5 separate regions of the Homo sapiens genome follow, and all the other regions are linked to region 1. The links are chromatin contacts, found by Hi-C or POLR2A ChIA-PET in ENCODE. All regions are on one chromosome and are shown on one strand. The core of a region is the stretch at or near the end of the contact, and the rest is flanking DNA. Distances in the headings are between cores, read along the strand shown. Region 1 holds the start of FGFBP3-AS1 (FGFBP3 antisense RNA 1). Region 2 overlaps LOC124902479 (a long non-coding RNA gene). Region 3 holds the start of PCGF5 (polycomb group ring finger 5). Region 4 holds the start of KIF11 (kinesin family member 11). Region 5 holds the start of IDE (insulin degrading enzyme).

Region 1 (2,915 bases), core at 281-2,780:
ACATTTATATATATAATGGAAAAACATATATATAGTTGCCCCTCCACATCCGTGGGCTCTGCATCCACAGATTCAACAATGGATGGGAGGAAGGTGGGGAGGAAGGGAAAAAGAAAGAGAACCAGGGTGCAAATCAAATAGAACAATGATAAGGCCAGGTGGCTGCCAGTTTGTGACTCTTGCTTTATGTCAACTTCTTAGTTTCTGTCTTTTCCCAGCAATTCAAGATGTGTTTAAGAACTTAATTCAAGGTGTACTTGGAAGTAGATCAAATGCAGGTAGAATTTCCATTGCCTTGCCACTTCTTTAAATCTAACCATACAGTTTTTATTGAGCACCTAACATACACACACAGTCTCTCATTACATCACACTAAAAATGAAATATATTAATAATTAGTTACATGAAACAGAGAGATACAACTTCCATAATGGTCAAAATGACTCTGAGATACATACTTACATTTTAGCTGTTTAAAAAAAAAAATCAGATATAAAGAGAATCACTGTTTACTGGAGCACTCAACATCTATAATTCCTTCTAAATGCAGAAGGTTAATGGGAAAGTTCCAGAACATTAGTCACCATTTCGTTAAAAAGTAGCACTTCTAGTGGCACACCCCTGTAGTCCTGGCTACTCCGGAGGCTGAGGCAGAGGATCACTTGAGACTGGAATGTCGAGGCCGCAGTGAGCCATAATTGCACCACTGCTCCAGTCTGGATGACACAAGACCCTGTCTCAAAAATAAAAATAAAGTAGCACTTCTAAGCCAAGTGCAGCTGTGCATGCTTGTAGTCCCAGCTACTCCTACTCCTAGCTATTCTGGAGGCTAAGATGTGAGGATCCCTTGAGGCCAGGAGTTGGAGACTGCAGTGCCTATTATTACACCTGTGACTAGCCACCGCACTCCAGCCTGGGCAAGCCAGACCCTGTCAGGGAAAAAAAAAAAAAAAGGTAGCTCTTCTAAAAGAATGGAAAGGAAATCATTCTGCAAAACTTTCCTTGGAGCCAGTTTTGACCTGTGAGGCTTCTGTCCCTATAGAGGTTATCTATGACACCCACCACGCCGCATCCAAGTTTATACCAATTCAGAAACGGAAAAAAAGTCTGCAGTCTTGTTAGCTGATTAAGTGAGAAGACATTGATTCAACCTGGCTCAGGTTGGCAATTGCTCATGGCTGCATTTAATAGAAATGTTAAACAATAAACATTGCATCCCCCTCCCCACATGGGACTCACATCACTTTAGTCACTCTATCTCCCCCTTATTCTCAGCCTCCCTCTGCATCGATTTCTCTCCCCAGTCTCCAGTTTTTGCACATTTAAAGTACGCCTATTTCTGTTTCCATTATTTTTCCTGCTCTTAATCAGGACTGAGACTTTTCAAAATTTTTAACTTCTCTGCTATCCCAGAGATTCTCCATACCCCTTACACTCTCATCCCAAGCATCTCACCCTTACCCTTGCCCCCACCCCCATTCGAGAACCTGGACTTCTCCCCAATCTCTATCACAGTACCCCCCGGTCTAAGACGCCCTTAGCTTTCCCTTCCCCACGCCTCCCCCATCAACCCTCCCTAAGCCGGCAGGCAGTCTCAGCCGTTCCAGAAATTGACAAAGAAGTTGCAGAGGGAGTGCCACTTCTCAGCGCAGTAGGTCTCCGTGAGCTCCGCGTTCCCGTCCAGCCCGTCGGGGTCGGGCCCGGTCCCCATGGGTCGCTCCTCGTTGGGGACCAAGGCCGCCTTCCTCTTGCCCTCGTTGGTCTTCCTCTCTGAGGGGTTTTCTTTGGGCGGTGCGCTTTGGGGAGGCGGGGTCCCAGCGGCTGGGCCGGACGCACGCTCCCGGGTCCGCCCCCGGTTCCGGGCCCGGGGCTTGGACTCCCCCGCGAATCCCGCGACGGTGGGGCGTGCGGGCGGGGACGCGCGGGGCACTAGCCGCAGCTCGGCGCCGTGGCCCTTCTTGCCCGCGCACAAGCGGGCCTGGAGCGGCGCGGGGTCGTGACAGGGCCTCCGCTTCTTGCGCAGCCCTCCCAGCACCTGCTTCCAGAAGTGCGCGCGGCGAGCGGCGTAGGCTGCGCAGCGCTCCGGATGCCCGCGGTAGGCGCACTGGTGGCGCGCCCCGTCCGGGCTCTGGCAGCGCAGCGCCAGCTCGCTGCCCGCTGCGGCCTCCGGGGCGGGCAGCAGGAGCTGCCAGCTGCACGCGTGCTGCTCGGGGCTGAGGAAGCGACCCGAGGAGCCGCCAGTGGGCCCGGGGACCGGCTCCGCCACGTTGCTAGCCGCCCCTTTCTCCCTCCGAGCAGCCGCGAGGAGGCAACCACTCAGCAGCAGCAGCAGCGACGGCGACAGCGACGCTCGCAGCTTCGGAGGAGTCATGCTCCGCGGTTTCCGCGCTCCGCTGTTCTCAGACCACGTTTGTCGGGGCTGGACCAGGCAAAGAGCATTCCCCAGGACCTGCGGACAGAGGCAGAGACTGCCACCAACTGAGCCACACGCAGCGCTTCGCCCAGACACATGCACCTGCGAACTACTCTTCCGCAGACTTTCTAGAATCTGCAGCCTGCGAGGAGACCCTCTGAGGAGCTTTCCTGGGGAAACTGCTTACTGTCTAAATAATCACTTTCGAACCATGTATGCATTGAGATTTTCTTCCCCTTGCAAATACGATAGCAAAACGATGCGTGATAATTGCCCCCTCTACCCCTTCCTTCATTTTCTCCCTTCTCCAACCTGCAATAAACTATCTACAAAATCATTTCAGATGATTCCTTGGAAACATGCACTTTACTACACTTTGAACTTACCGAGTTCTGGGAGAGGCGCCAAAGCCTTATTAGGGTAGAGGGAACGACTGCACGGGGGAGTAGTCTGTTTTAGCCGGCTCCCTGTGAATGAACGTGGTATCAATGGAACAGAAGAG
Region 2 (2,915 bases), core at 172-2,671, 900 kb before region 1:
CTATCACTGTCAGCATTTTGGTCAAAGCCATTCAACAAGTCCCTAGGAAGTTCCAAACTTTCCCACATCTTCCTATCTTCTGAGCCCTCCAAGTCTCTAGGAAATTCCAAACATTCCCACATTTTTCTACCTTCTTCTGAGCCCCAACTGTTCCAACCTCTGCCCATTACCCAGTTCCAAAGTTGCTTCCACATTTTTGGGTATCTTTACAGCAGCTCCCCACTTTCTGCAGCACCAATTTATTGTATTAGTCTGTTCTCACACTGCTAATAAAATACCCAAGACTGGGTAATTTATAAAGAAAAGGAGGTTTAATGGACTCACAGTCCCACATGGCTGGGGAGGCCTCACAATCATGGCAGAAGTTGAATGAGGAGCAAAGTCACGTCTGACATGGCAGCAGGCAAGAGAGCATGTGCAGGGGAACTCCCCTTTGTAAAACCATCAGATCTTATGAGACTTATTCACTATCATGAGAACAGCACGAGAAAACTCACCCCCATGATTCAATTACCTCCCACCTAGTTCCTCTCACAACATGTGGGGATTATGGGAGCTATAATTCAAGATAGAGATTTGCATGGGGACACAGCCGAACCATATCACCACCAGACAATTAACAAAACTTCTTCAAAGGCTTATGGATAATGGAAGGAAAGCTCAGCCTCAAAGGTAATTTCAACTTTTGGCAAAGCAGCTACCTGAAACACACCTACCAGAGCCATTCTCAGTAGCAGGTCCAGCTCCACATGAGAGTCCAGCACATGTCTGCCACCAGAAAGTTTGGGCCCAGCTGTCAAATGGCTTTGAGAGAGAAAAGACTTCTCTGTCCCTCTAGTTTCAGGCTGGCTTCCCAGAGAGGTAGAAACTACTACTGCTGCCTGGCATTCATTCCCCCGCTTTCTTAGTAAAAAGCACCCTGATTTACTTAGGAGGGTAAAGTGCCCAGATAACAGGCTTCATTTCTCAATTCCTCAGCCAGCTGTGGAAGTGTTTGGGGGAATGTCAGAAAAGCTATTTAAAGGGAGAATCAGTGAGGAGGTCTCACTCCAATACACATACACTCACACATGCTATTAATTTTTCCTCTTTCATCTTTCTTCCTTCTAGGCTTCAATGTGGATATGATGGCTGGAGCTCCAGCAGCCATCCTGTGACCCTGAGAACAAGCCATTCATTGAGGCTAATGAAGCAGGAAGAAGGAATCCTGAGTCCTTGGGAAACAAGGATCTACCTGAATAGCTCCGAATGCCTACTTCTAGATGTCCTTTTAGAAAGAGAAGCACACCCTTGTGTATTTCAGCCACTGCTATTTAAGGTTTAACCTAATCATGATATAATTGGTTTTTCTTGGAATGATTCAGTGGTAATTTTTTCTTCCATAAGAAGCAATCCCAACCCCTACCACTAGGGGGTGGCCTTGCCCTGTAGGCCTCAACATGACAATTACATCACTGCATATCAGAGTCCAACATCAGTGCATTCTGTGTAATTCAGTCTCAAATAACAACGTGCATGTGACAGCAGTGGTCCAGTCTGAGCTAAGCTGTGCCAAACTCCATCCAGTTCCTTTAGCATGAGATTTGGATCTCATGCTTTTCTTCTCTTTTCTATATCCAATTCTTCAGCTTGGACCCAAAAAAGCAAGCCCCAGGACCAAAAAAGTATGCAGAGAAGCAGCTCTGACTCTAGCAAACACACAGTTTGTATTTCCAAACAGAACAATGAGCTTCTAGTCTGAACAACATCCCATTTGATGGTAACTTGATACTTTCCTCTTTTTGTTTTTCCAGCAAGAAGCAATGGGTAGGTACTTGCTTTACATTTGTGAAAAGATACCTGGCTGGTGGGTCTGATAAAGAGAGACTCTACCCTGGCAGGATTATTGATATCTCTACCTCCTACAAGATGGAAAATCACTTGCAGCATTTAAGTGACTGTTTTTCCAGTTTATGCTGATCAAAGTTTCAAAAATCTCTAGGCAGAGTTTTAGTCACTAATAATCTGAAGTGAAGGGAATAATTTATCTAATTATTGCTCAGGCTAAAAGCAAGCTGCTGTCTCAAAATGAAAGTACAGTGCTAGTTCTATAAATACCCACTCACAACTAACCAACAAAGGAGTTTGTGGTGTGAGAAGTGGAACTTTTGATAGTTTCAGATTGCATTGCTTTGGTGTCATCTGTGCTCTCCTTGTCTACCTCCATTTACATCGTGATGCTGTATAGTTAAGACTTGGGCAGAGGGAGGAAAGGGGTTCATGGGGAGCTAGTAATCCTGCATTTTTCCTCAATTTTCTTACTAGACTGCCATATTAGATAAGAACAAAAAATGTGCCTATTGAATAGTCTAACCAAAGAACTTAAGAAAGAATCACTTTTTTTCCTCCATTTCGGTAAAGACCGTGCCGAAAGTTTTCATATGTAATAAAACCAGTGATCACCAGTTAATCTCAACCTAAGAGAAAGAACCAAAATGAACCACTCACAAGAATAGAAACAGGCATCCCTTGGGAGTAGGGTTTAACAAATGAAAATACAGGACACTCTGTAATTTGATTTTTCTGCAATATTTGGGACGCGCTTATATGAAAAAATTATTTGATATTTATTCAAAATTCAAATTTAATGGTATGTCCAGGATTTTATCTGGCAACCCTACTTGGGGGTAAAGAATCTGTTCCTTCCTTGTGGGGGATGGGAAGAACAGTACAAAATGAGCAGATTCTGAAATATATCAAGGAAACTGTCACTGGAAAAGTCACTGATTAAAAACAAAACACCCACAAACCACTAGGCCCTGTGCACAGGTTCCTCCAAGAAGCTAAGTCTTCTTGTTTTTTATCTTTTGTATCTTCACAGAGTCTAGATGCCCTCCTGCTCTGGGTATATTGAGAGCTCAGTGAGGAGTGCTGAC
Region 3 (2,915 bases), core at 160-2,659, 690 kb before region 1:
GCTCGTTTCCTTCAGGAATACTGATTAACCGCACTTGTGATAGGTCACCAATCACATTTAAGCCCCCTGGACTCCACTGTTATTCTTTTAAAACATATTTAAAATAGTTTCAGACACAAAATAGGAACATACCAAGTCTTTTTTATATATTGTGGTATATATACAGTAATATCCTCCAATGCATATTTTAAACACACTAGAAGTAGTGTGATTTTTCACATACTGTTCTGTTTAGTCTCTGAAATGAAAGATATGAAGCATAAAGAGTAATCCTACTGCCATGAAGTCATTTGACCTCACTTGTTTTCTCTTACTCATTGTGATTGCTGCGACTTATGAAGTTGATCCCAGCTTGGACATTGGCATGTATGATTTTGGAAAATGGTTCTTTAAAGGACTATACGAATGTGGTCATTTAAAGCTGTTTCAGAAAATGTATTGCTCCTGCTGTGATATTAGAAATGGCAATTTTTAAACATGTCAAAGTTTGATTATAAAATGGATAGTTTAAAAAGCTGCCTTGGTCTACTGCTTGATGCATTTTAAATTTGAAATGGATCTTTGAACACTTGTATGGCTGCTGGACTAGCGGTTGTTAAGTTTGTTGGTTTGCCACTTAGAGTCATCTATCACTTTAGTAAGAAGTTAACGCCTATCAGTTGGAGAAAAAGCAAATATTTTGCATTGACAGTCTCCCCTACCCTCTATTATTGTCATTTTCTTAAGCCATCACTGCTCTGGCTTCTAGAATACACATTTTTGAATGAAGGTTTTTGCAGTGAATGGTCTCTTGTAGATCTCAAAGTCCACTAGAAAGAGTACTGGGTTTTTGTTTGTTTTGAACGTTGCAAACAGTAATGCTTCTTTACCACTCACCCTCCCCCCACCCTCAACCTCCACAACGTTCCCGTTTGCTTATAGTTGTCAACGACCATGATCTCTGGACCCACACTACAGTAACAAGTTTGTCAGTCATTTTCAGATAAGGTGCAAATCAAGGGATGGCTTTGTCCCCACTTCGGCGCAGGTGGGACAGACTTGGGGAAGACGCAGCTGAAGAGACAAATTCTCAGGGTGCGTCAGTCTCATCACTGACCGTTGCTTTTAAACCCTCCAGGGAAAATATGCCAGTCATTGTTATGATGTAAACAACCGAAGGGGTGGACGGTGAGGATAAGAAGAACCGAGATAATATTTGGCCAGAGCTACGTGTAGCACAGGGAGCCAGGGCGGCAGCTGCACCTGCGAGCAGCGCAGGCGGCAGGCGCGGCCTCCGGGCGTGGTGGTGGGCGTGGCCGGGCGGCGGGGGCGTGGCCGGGCGGCGGGGCGGGCGGTGCCGCCGGTTGGAAGTGGGTGGAGTTGCCCTTGGAGGCGGCACCGGACCTGGGCCCCGAGGCCCGCCGCGCCCTGTCGGGCCTGAGCCGAGTGGCCCCACAGAGCCGGCGCGCTCCCGCCTGCAGGGGGAGAGCAGACGGGGCGCGGGGACCGGCCAGGCCGCGGCGGGTGCTGTTTCTGTTTCACTTTCCTTCACTCTGAGGCCGGCGCGCTGGCGGGCGAGGAGCGGCGGCGGTGGCGGCCGCTGGGTAGGTACCGGGCGGGCTGGGGAGCTGCAGGGACGCCAGACTCCTCACCCAAGTTTGCGCCTCAGGCGAGAGCGACACCTCCAGACACCTGCCCTGGCCGGCCCAGCCTGGAGCCGGGAGGGCCCTTCGGGTGCAGGGGGCTACCGACCCGGGCGGGGGCTTCGGAGCTGTGCCTACCTCGGCGGGGAGAGCGGCCGGCTGCGGACGCCGGCCCCGGGAAAGGCTGCTCGCTCTCCCCGGCCTGAGCAGCGCGCCCGCGGGGCCTGGGCCCGCGCACCTGCCGGGCGGGCGCGGCTGTGCTGGGACCCCACAGGGCTGTACCGCTGGGTCCTGCCGGAGAACGCAGAAAAGTTCCCCCTTGCCCCCGCCCCGTCATTGCAAGTTCTTGCTTCCCTTAACTGTCTTGGTCACAGGGCTCTGTGCCTTAGGATCTTAGTACCACCCCAGGTCGGGACCGTGCATTTCCTCTTCCAGAGGACTTTCTCTTACTTTGGAGTTTCATGGCAAACCTGTGGGAAAGGCAAGGCAGTTAATCCCAACTTATAGAGGAGGAAGCCGAGACCCAGGCTCAGATATGAAACGGTTTGCTGAAGGTCATACAGGGGTAAGGGCCAGAACCCTGATTCCCTGTCTTTTAATTATGCTTGCTTTCTGTTACACGCACGAATACGGTTTCCCAAGAGGATAGGATGATTACACGTAGAGCCTATTCCCTGCACATTCGCAGTGGGTATGTGTTGATGGAATGCCTTTTACCTTTCCGGTTGCTTTATATTTACCAATGAGTTAACAGCTAAGATGGGGGAAAGTTCCTGTTTATAGAATGCACTTAGGAAAATCAACACCTTTCATGTTGTGTTTTCTGAGAGGATACATATTTTACAGTTAAAAAAAAAAAAAAACCTGAGACAGGAAAGTAGCATTATCCAGGTTATATATCTACTAAATATGACCAGTTTCTATTGAAGAGTTTTTGGTCTAACAAAGAAGGTAAAGAATGAACGTAACTATAAATCAAAATAAAAGGCAAATGTAATAGGAAAGAAGTAAGCATTAAAAACTAGGGAAAGATTGCACTGAGAATAGCATTGGAGAAGGGCTTGAAGGATAGGTGGCATGCAGACAGAGGAGAGAAAGGGCGTGTTGGATAGAGTGCTTAGAACCTGCAGAGGAGACGGTGGGAGAGGAGTGATCCCTTCAGGTTGAAGAAAGTTGTTGAAGGGTATATTAAGGTTAACCTGTAGAAGGTCTTATGTGACAGAATGGGAAACATTTTTCTGTTTGTAAAGAGAAGACACTGACATTCGTTGATAAGAAGACCCAACCAAGTGT
Region 4 (2,915 bases), core at 146-2,645, 690 kb after region 1:
GGCGGCGGATGTTTGCGCAGCTTCCTTGAGATGCCACCGCCCGCTGCGCCGCGCAGAAACGGGGAGCGCAGCGCACCCGCGGCCTGCGTCACTCGGTCAGTGCAGTCGTTCTAAAATCGAGGCGGACCCTGCTTTCTTGCCTGGAGTCACTTAGAGATGATGACTAAAGGATAAATTCAGAGTCCTCCAAATGGCGTCCAGTGTCCATTTCATCACGATTTGGAACCTGTAGTAGCCTTATCGCTTAACACTTCCTAATTATTATTATTATTATTTTCTTTTTGAGAAAGGGCATTGCTCTGTCGCCTATGCTGGAGTAATCCAGCGACATAATCCCGGCTCACTGCAGCCTCTATCTCCCGTGTTCAGCGATCCTTCTTCCTCAGCATCCCGAGTAGATGGGACCAAAAGGCACGCATCACCACACCAGGCTATTTTTTCCCCTCTATTTTTTGTTGAGACCCGTTGGGAGGCGCGGGGAGGGGGGTCTCCCTATGTCGCCCAGACTGGTCTCAAACTCCTGGAACTTAAGTTATCGTCCTACCTCGGCCCGTTAAAGTGTTGGGATTACAGGCCTGAGCCACCGGGCCCCAACATTAATTATTCTTCAAGCCTATTCTGGACCGGGCGCGGTGGCTCACGCCTGTAATCCCAGCACTTTGGGAGGCCGAGGCGGGTGGATCATCTGAGGTCAGGAGTTCGAGACCAGCCTGGCCAACATGGTGAAACCACATCTCTACTGAAAATACAAATATTAGCCGGGCGTGGTGGCACGCACCTGTAATCCCAGCTACTCGGGGGCTGAAGCAGCAGAATCGCTTGAACCTGCGAGGCGGAGGTTGCAATGAGCCGAGATCGCGCCACTGCACTCCAGCCTGGGTGACAAGAGCAAGACTCCGTCTCTCACACACACACACACACACACACACACACAAAGACTATTCTGGTCTCTGCCTCCGGGATGGCGGCTCGCTTTGGACCTCTCTTCTGTGCTTCTACTGCCCTCTCTTACAATTCTCTAATAATTATAATCATGGCGAGTGCTTACCATATATTCCAATCTATTTACTTCCACAAGCTCATTAATTCTCACCCTAACCCTCTGAGATGGTTACTATTATTTCCTCTCTGCAGCTGAGGGAATTTTGGGCTAGGGACGTTATGTAAGTTGAGCCACGCTACGCTAAAAGTTCCACACTCAATTCTAGCGTCTCGGCTCTGGACTACCAAGTTCCGGAGCAAGCAGACAGACCACCTCTTTACGTTCCCGTAGGCCACGCTCCGGGGGCGGGGCTCCAGTGAGGATACTGCATCCCATGGTGCCTTGCGCGCCAGCGCAGCCATTGGTCCGGCTACTCTGTCTCTTTTTCAAATTGAGGCGCCGAGTCGTTGCTTAGTTTCTGGGGATTCGGGCGGAGACGAGATTAGTGATTTGGCGGCTCCGACTGGCGCGGGACAAACGCCACGGCCAGAGTACCGGGTAGAGAGCGGGGACGCCGACCTGCGTGCGTCGGTCCTCCAGGCCACGCCAGCGCCCGAGAGGGACCAGGGAGACTCCGGCCCCTGTCGGCCGCCAAGCCCCTCCGCCCCTCACAGCGCCCAGGTCCGCGGCCGGGCCTTGATTTTTTGGCGGGGACCGTCATGGCGTCGCAGCCAAATTCGTCTGCGAAGAAGAAAGAGGAGAAGGGGAAGAACATCCAGGTGGTGGTGAGATGCAGGTAGGGAGAGGGCTGACAGGATTCCGAGCGCTGCGGCTTCGCTGCTGGGCCCCCTACTGCGCGGTCCAGGGAGAGGGATTTTATTTGCATTTCCTGAGGGTCCCAGTTTCTTGGTTCTCCGCGTTCTGTTCAATAAAAATGACACCCGGTTGCTGTGTGTATGTGGTTTTTAGGAGAAAATAACATGTTTGATTTGATCACTGTTCCATACTGAAAAGTGCGTTCTTATGTTTAAACTATAGTCAATAAAGATGTAGGTGTCACTTTTATATGCTACTTCATGTAGTTTGTCAGTTTGGAAGTAAGACTGAATACCTATTTTGCAGATGGTTAAGCACTTACGTTGGTATTATTACCTCTAAAAAGCAATCAATCACTGTTCTCTTTATTCTAGATGCAATATTTTCTGCATCCCTACTAAACAAGTAAACATCTCTGTCTTTAAACATTAAAAATTAATAAAGTGAGTTTATGTTTTTTAAAAGATCAAGACAAGTTAAGCTAGTGTAAATTTCTGATTGTGCTGCAGTTTTCCCTTTCATCTGCGTGTTTGTTCATAGACCAAACTAAACGGATATTTCGAGATAAAGGGATGTGGAGGGGTGTTCGGCCCTCCCCTGACTGGTTTCCAAATAACTTCCCAATTTTAAAATAAGCTAGAAACTGCTGCTTAGTTAGAATTGATTTATTCAACTTTTTAGAGGCTCTCCACAGTTTACTGAGTATGTGTGTTTTGTGTGTCCGTTTTTGTGGCTGTTAACAGTTGCTGTTGCAACTTTTCTGTAAACCCCAAAGTATTCTAAAATTAAAAGGTTATTTTTTAGAAAAACTTGTATCAACAAACTTTCTTAGGCTATTGTTTACTCAGCCCTGGTAACTTGAATTGTGGATATCGAAGGTGATGACTAGGTTTCTAAACAAGGTGTCAGAGAGGAAATTGGGTGGCAATCTTAAGTCTAGCCAGTGACACTTACTAGTTGTTGTACTCTGGGGCTTCTGTTAGTAGTTAGTTGTTTGAAGATTTTTATTTAAAAATGCAGTGCATATAACAAGTGCAAATTTTAAAATTATTTTGGTTGTTTAATAAAACCAGGCAATATTACCTTTTCCGTATGCATTTATTTAATTTCTTTTTTAATGTTAGTTACAAAATATTTCAGACTTACAAAAAGTTATTAAGAACAATGTAATAAACAT
Region 5 (2,915 bases), core at 236-2,735, 670 kb after region 1:
CTCCCTACCTACTACGCATTGGGAAAATCCCAACTAAAATTCAAGACCCAGGCCAGCATTACCCTACTGTTATAATACAGGACTTGTGTCCTTCTAATTACCCCAAGGAAATTCTATAAAGCTTCAACCAGACTAATCGGCTCACTGCTCCCCCAACACAAACTGCCCGCATATCTAGGCTGGATTACGCCCACGCCAGCCCTCACTCCAACCTTTCTGCCATTCCTTCCAAAGCCAGCCTACCCCCCCATCTCTGGCCCCACACACTACCCATACTACCCATCTTCTGACCCTCATCAACACACCCTTGTAGCTATCTCAATTCCCGTGGCATCCCAATCCGCTCCAATCAAGTCAAAGTTCCTTGGAAGGCAGACACATACTTTACATAGAGGGTCCAGCACAGTGCCCTGCACTTAGTAGGTGCTGGCTATTACTGATTAAAACCAGCAGGGGTTCAAATAACGTTTCTAGGGAGGGCAAGATAATACTGCCTATCTTCTTCCATTCGTAGTAAAAAGTATTCAGCGTTCACTACAAGCCTGAAAACGCCTAGCGTACGCAGATCAACGGTGCAGTGGAGAGGGCACGCCGCCGGATGGCAAAAAACCTGTGTCCTAATCCTGGTTTTGCCACAATCTCGGCAGTTGCTGGGAAATCAAGCCATCTCTCGGAGCTCCGGTTGTCTCCGACGTAAAACAAGGGAGCTGCTGTAGAGGATCCCGAGGTATCTTTTGGCTCCTAAATGTCCCCCGATAGGAAACCCCACACTCGTCTTCCAAGGCGGGAGGCAGGCAAACTTTTTTCCCAGCGCGGGCATTCCACACGGTCCTGGAAACTCAGTGCCCGGAGAAAAGGGCAGGGCTGAGGGCAAGGTGAGAAGCGGTCCCCCCGAAGTCGCCGGATTCCTTTACCCCACGGCTCGAGTCCGCCTCAGGTTCCCGGCCCCCTCACAGGCGGACTCCGGGAGAGTGACGCGGCGCGGCTCCCAGGTGCAGGCCGGGTGACTCTGTCCGCCCCTGCGCCCCCCGCACTAGTGGCACACGCCCCGTGGCCCCGGGTAGCGGCCCCGGCCCCTCACCAGCCCAAGGGACGTCCCCGACTCTGGACCAGGCCTCTGGCTCCCGCCTGGCGAGCCGCTCTTCCGGGCCCTGGGGCGGCCTCAGCGCGGCAGTACGGGCCCCAGGCCGGCGGGACGGGCGGCGTGAGGGGCAGCGGTGGCGGCTTTAAGTGCTGAATCACCACTTTGCAACCCGAGCGCCAAACCGCTGTGACCCACGGGGCCCGAGGGCCCGGGCGCTCCATTCCGCTTACCCACACAGGCGCTCCGGAGGCGGCAGGCGGGCGCCGAGGACTGAGCGGAAGGTGCTGGGCAGTGCGGGGTGCAGAAGCCACGCTAGCCGGTACCGCATTAGCCAGCGCAGTCGCCGGGATCACCGCAAACGCTTCCTGCTTGCGCTTCGAGCCGGCCCTGCGCACTGCGCATGCTCTAGCCGCGGCGCCGCGCGGTCTCCCGGGAGCTGCGGAGAGGTAGCTGCTCCGGGTTTTGCCTGGAGCCGGATGGGGCCAGGACGCAGGCGAGGACGGTGAAGACCGCGGACAGCCGAGGCCTGAGCAGGCGGACTGGAGGGACAGGGGTTTGGCCGGGGCGCTTTAGGAGCCAGCACCCAGACTTTCCCAGGCGGGGAGGGTCCCAGCTAGATCCCACCGGCCGCACTTGTGAGGGTGGCGACGTGTGTCTGACTGTGAGGGGGCGAGGGGCCGCTCATAAATCCAGTGAGGGCACACGGGGCTATGTTTTCTGAGGCACCCCCACTGACTAGCGTGCCGGACCCTGCAGGTGTTGGAACAAGGTTCGTGGTCGCGGCGGCCTCACGTAAAATGAATCCGCGGCCGGCGCGCGGCCCGCGGGCTCCCTCTAGAGCGCGGTGGGGACGTGGACCGCGAAGGCACAGATGCGCTGGAGACAAGGCTCGAGTGCGGCGTGGGGGAAATTCAGACGCAGGGGTCAGCGATAGAGAGGCCAGGACCCAGGGGGACGTTTCCATCCTTGGGGAAGTTAGCAGCTCTCTTAAGAGGAAGGTGCGGATGGGACGGGCGCCGCAGCAAAACAAGGCTTCAAATCCAGAGTAGAAACTACTACTCTTGTTAGTACTCCGTACTAGGAATACTACTAATGTCAGTCGGCTTCAGTGGTTACTTTTTAAACAAAGAATTTTCTCCCCAGTGGCTTTATGGGGCTTTGCACCCACGAACAACTTAATAGTTGTTATGAATCTAACTTTCCATAATACCTTATGGGAGTCTTTAAGGAAGAATGCTATTAGGGATGGTGACTTGCCAGCTTAAGTACTTTTAGGTTTCTGATTGACAGACGATCAAGACTGCAGCCAAAAACGGTGTCCTTAGTCCAAGTATTGCTTTAAATGGGAATTCAGTAGGAGGGTTCCTTAATCAAGTTGATGCTTTATCGAAGACGTACCCACGATCTTTTTAACAGTGCGGTTTCACCTAAAGGCAAACCTTTGGATGAAAACAGGTAAAAATTATGGCAAGCCTCCTAGTGGTGTTTGCAAGTGCATGGTTTTAAGAACCTTTAAATTACCAGTCCCAATGCAGAGTAGTCAATCACCTTGAAGCAGCTCCTCTGAGAGTGTTAATGCAGCCTTTCTGAATACATTTATGCTCCATTAATGGAATCTATAAATGGGCTGGGGTAGATTCAGACTTGGAGGGCTTGAAACATATACAATTTGGGGGACCTCTTTGAGACATAAAATACAAATTATAAATACAAAATTAGCAATCAGAAGATTACTATAGAGAGAAAATACATCACAACAAATACTCGAGACTTGGAGATTAGTACCCTTTTTTTTCCTGAGATCTCTTTAGGCTACTTATTAGAAATGCTT

The links. Hi-C counts contacts between places; a loop is a spot of excess contacts on that map. ChIA-PET counts read pairs that join two places held with the same protein, here RNA polymerase II (POLR2A). Pooled maps may share reads with other maps.
Region 2: a map of CD8-positive, alpha-beta T cell shows a loop between it and region 1 (6-fold over the local background). The contact joins the enhancer-like site here to the promoter of FGFBP3-AS1 in region 1. A Hi-C loop is called at or near these places in 7 of 168 maps with a recorded cell type or tissue (CD4-positive, alpha-beta T cell, CD4-positive, alpha-beta memory T cell, CD8-positive, alpha-beta T cell and 3 more), 6 of 37 single-sample maps with no recorded cell type and 14 of 50 pooled maps.
Region 3: a loop to region 1 is called in a map of naive thymus-derived CD4-positive, alpha-beta T cell, with 7 times the contacts of the local background. The contact joins the promoter of PCGF5 here to the promoter of FGFBP3-AS1 in region 1. A Hi-C loop is called at or near these places in 1 of 168 maps with a recorded cell type or tissue (naive thymus-derived CD4-positive, alpha-beta T cell) and 8 of 50 pooled maps. POLR2A ChIA-PET finds 5 or more read pairs at or near these places in 1 of 52 experiments (K562).
Region 4: a loop to region 1 is called in a map of CD4-positive, alpha-beta memory T cell, with 6 times the contacts of the local background. The contact joins the promoter of KIF11 here to the promoter of FGFBP3-AS1 in region 1. A Hi-C loop is called at or near these places in 3 of 168 maps with a recorded cell type or tissue (CD4-positive, alpha-beta memory T cell, CD8-positive, alpha-beta T cell and naive thymus-derived CD4-positive, alpha-beta T cell) and 9 of 50 pooled maps. POLR2A ChIA-PET finds 5 or more read pairs at or near these places in 2 of 52 experiments (CD4-positive, alpha-beta T cell and HEK293).
Region 5: a loop to region 1 is called in a map of CD8-positive, alpha-beta T cell, with 6 times the contacts of the local background. The contact joins the promoter of IDE here to the promoter of FGFBP3-AS1 in region 1. A Hi-C loop is called at or near these places in 1 of 168 maps with a recorded cell type or tissue (CD8-positive, alpha-beta T cell) and 6 of 50 pooled maps. POLR2A ChIA-PET finds 5 or more read pairs at or near these places in 1 of 52 experiments (HEK293).

Annotation. Positions count from the first base shown.
Region 1 is chr10:91,906,599-91,909,513 of GRCh38, forward strand. FGFBP3-AS1 (FGFBP3 antisense RNA 1) reads left to right here and starts at 1,531. Exons shown (of 2, transcript NR_199602.1): 1 at 1,531-1,651; 2 at 2,299-2,750. FGFBP3 (fibroblast growth factor binding protein 3) reads right to left here and starts at 2,888. Exons shown (of 2, transcript NM_152429.5): 1 at 2,800-2,888; 2 at 1-2,449. The coding sequence starts at 2,371. The coding sequence ends at 1,595. RefSeq lists a silencer at 1,761-2,330 and an enhancer at 2,234-2,528.
Region 2 is chr10:91,005,035-91,007,949 of GRCh38, forward strand. All of the region lies in intron 1 of LOC124902479 (a long non-coding RNA gene), which reads right to left. Among named protein-coding and RNA genes, the nearest start is that of LINC00502, 39 kb to the right of the region's middle. Within about 2 kb of position 1,422, at least 8 of the 41 ENCODE cell types and tissues checked have a DNase peak (open chromatin) inside an H3K27ac peak, as active enhancers do; they include CD8-positive, alpha-beta T cell, where a contact is called at or near this core.
Region 3 is chr10:91,219,254-91,222,168 of GRCh38, forward strand. PCGF5 (polycomb group ring finger 5) reads left to right here and starts at 1,410. Exons shown (of 10, transcript NM_032373.5): 1 at 1,410-1,583. RefSeq lists an enhancer at 950-1,019 and silencers at 1,210-1,519, 1,590-2,049, 1,739-2,033.
Region 4 is chr10:92,591,735-92,594,649 of GRCh38, forward strand. KIF11 (kinesin family member 11) reads left to right here and starts at 1,396. Exons shown (of 22, transcript NM_004523.4): 1 at 1,396-1,718. The coding sequence starts at 1,642. RefSeq lists enhancers at 111-200, 1,011-1,200, 1,231-1,280, 1,382-2,133 and silencers at 1,601-1,650, 1,731-1,800.
Region 5 is chr10:92,572,608-92,575,522 of GRCh38, forward strand. It overlaps IDE (insulin degrading enzyme), which reads right to left and starts at 1,486. Exons shown (of 25, transcript NM_004969.4): 1 at 1,315-1,486. The coding sequence starts at 1,412. RefSeq lists a silencer at 886-1,335 and enhancers at 1,836-1,895, 1,906-2,145.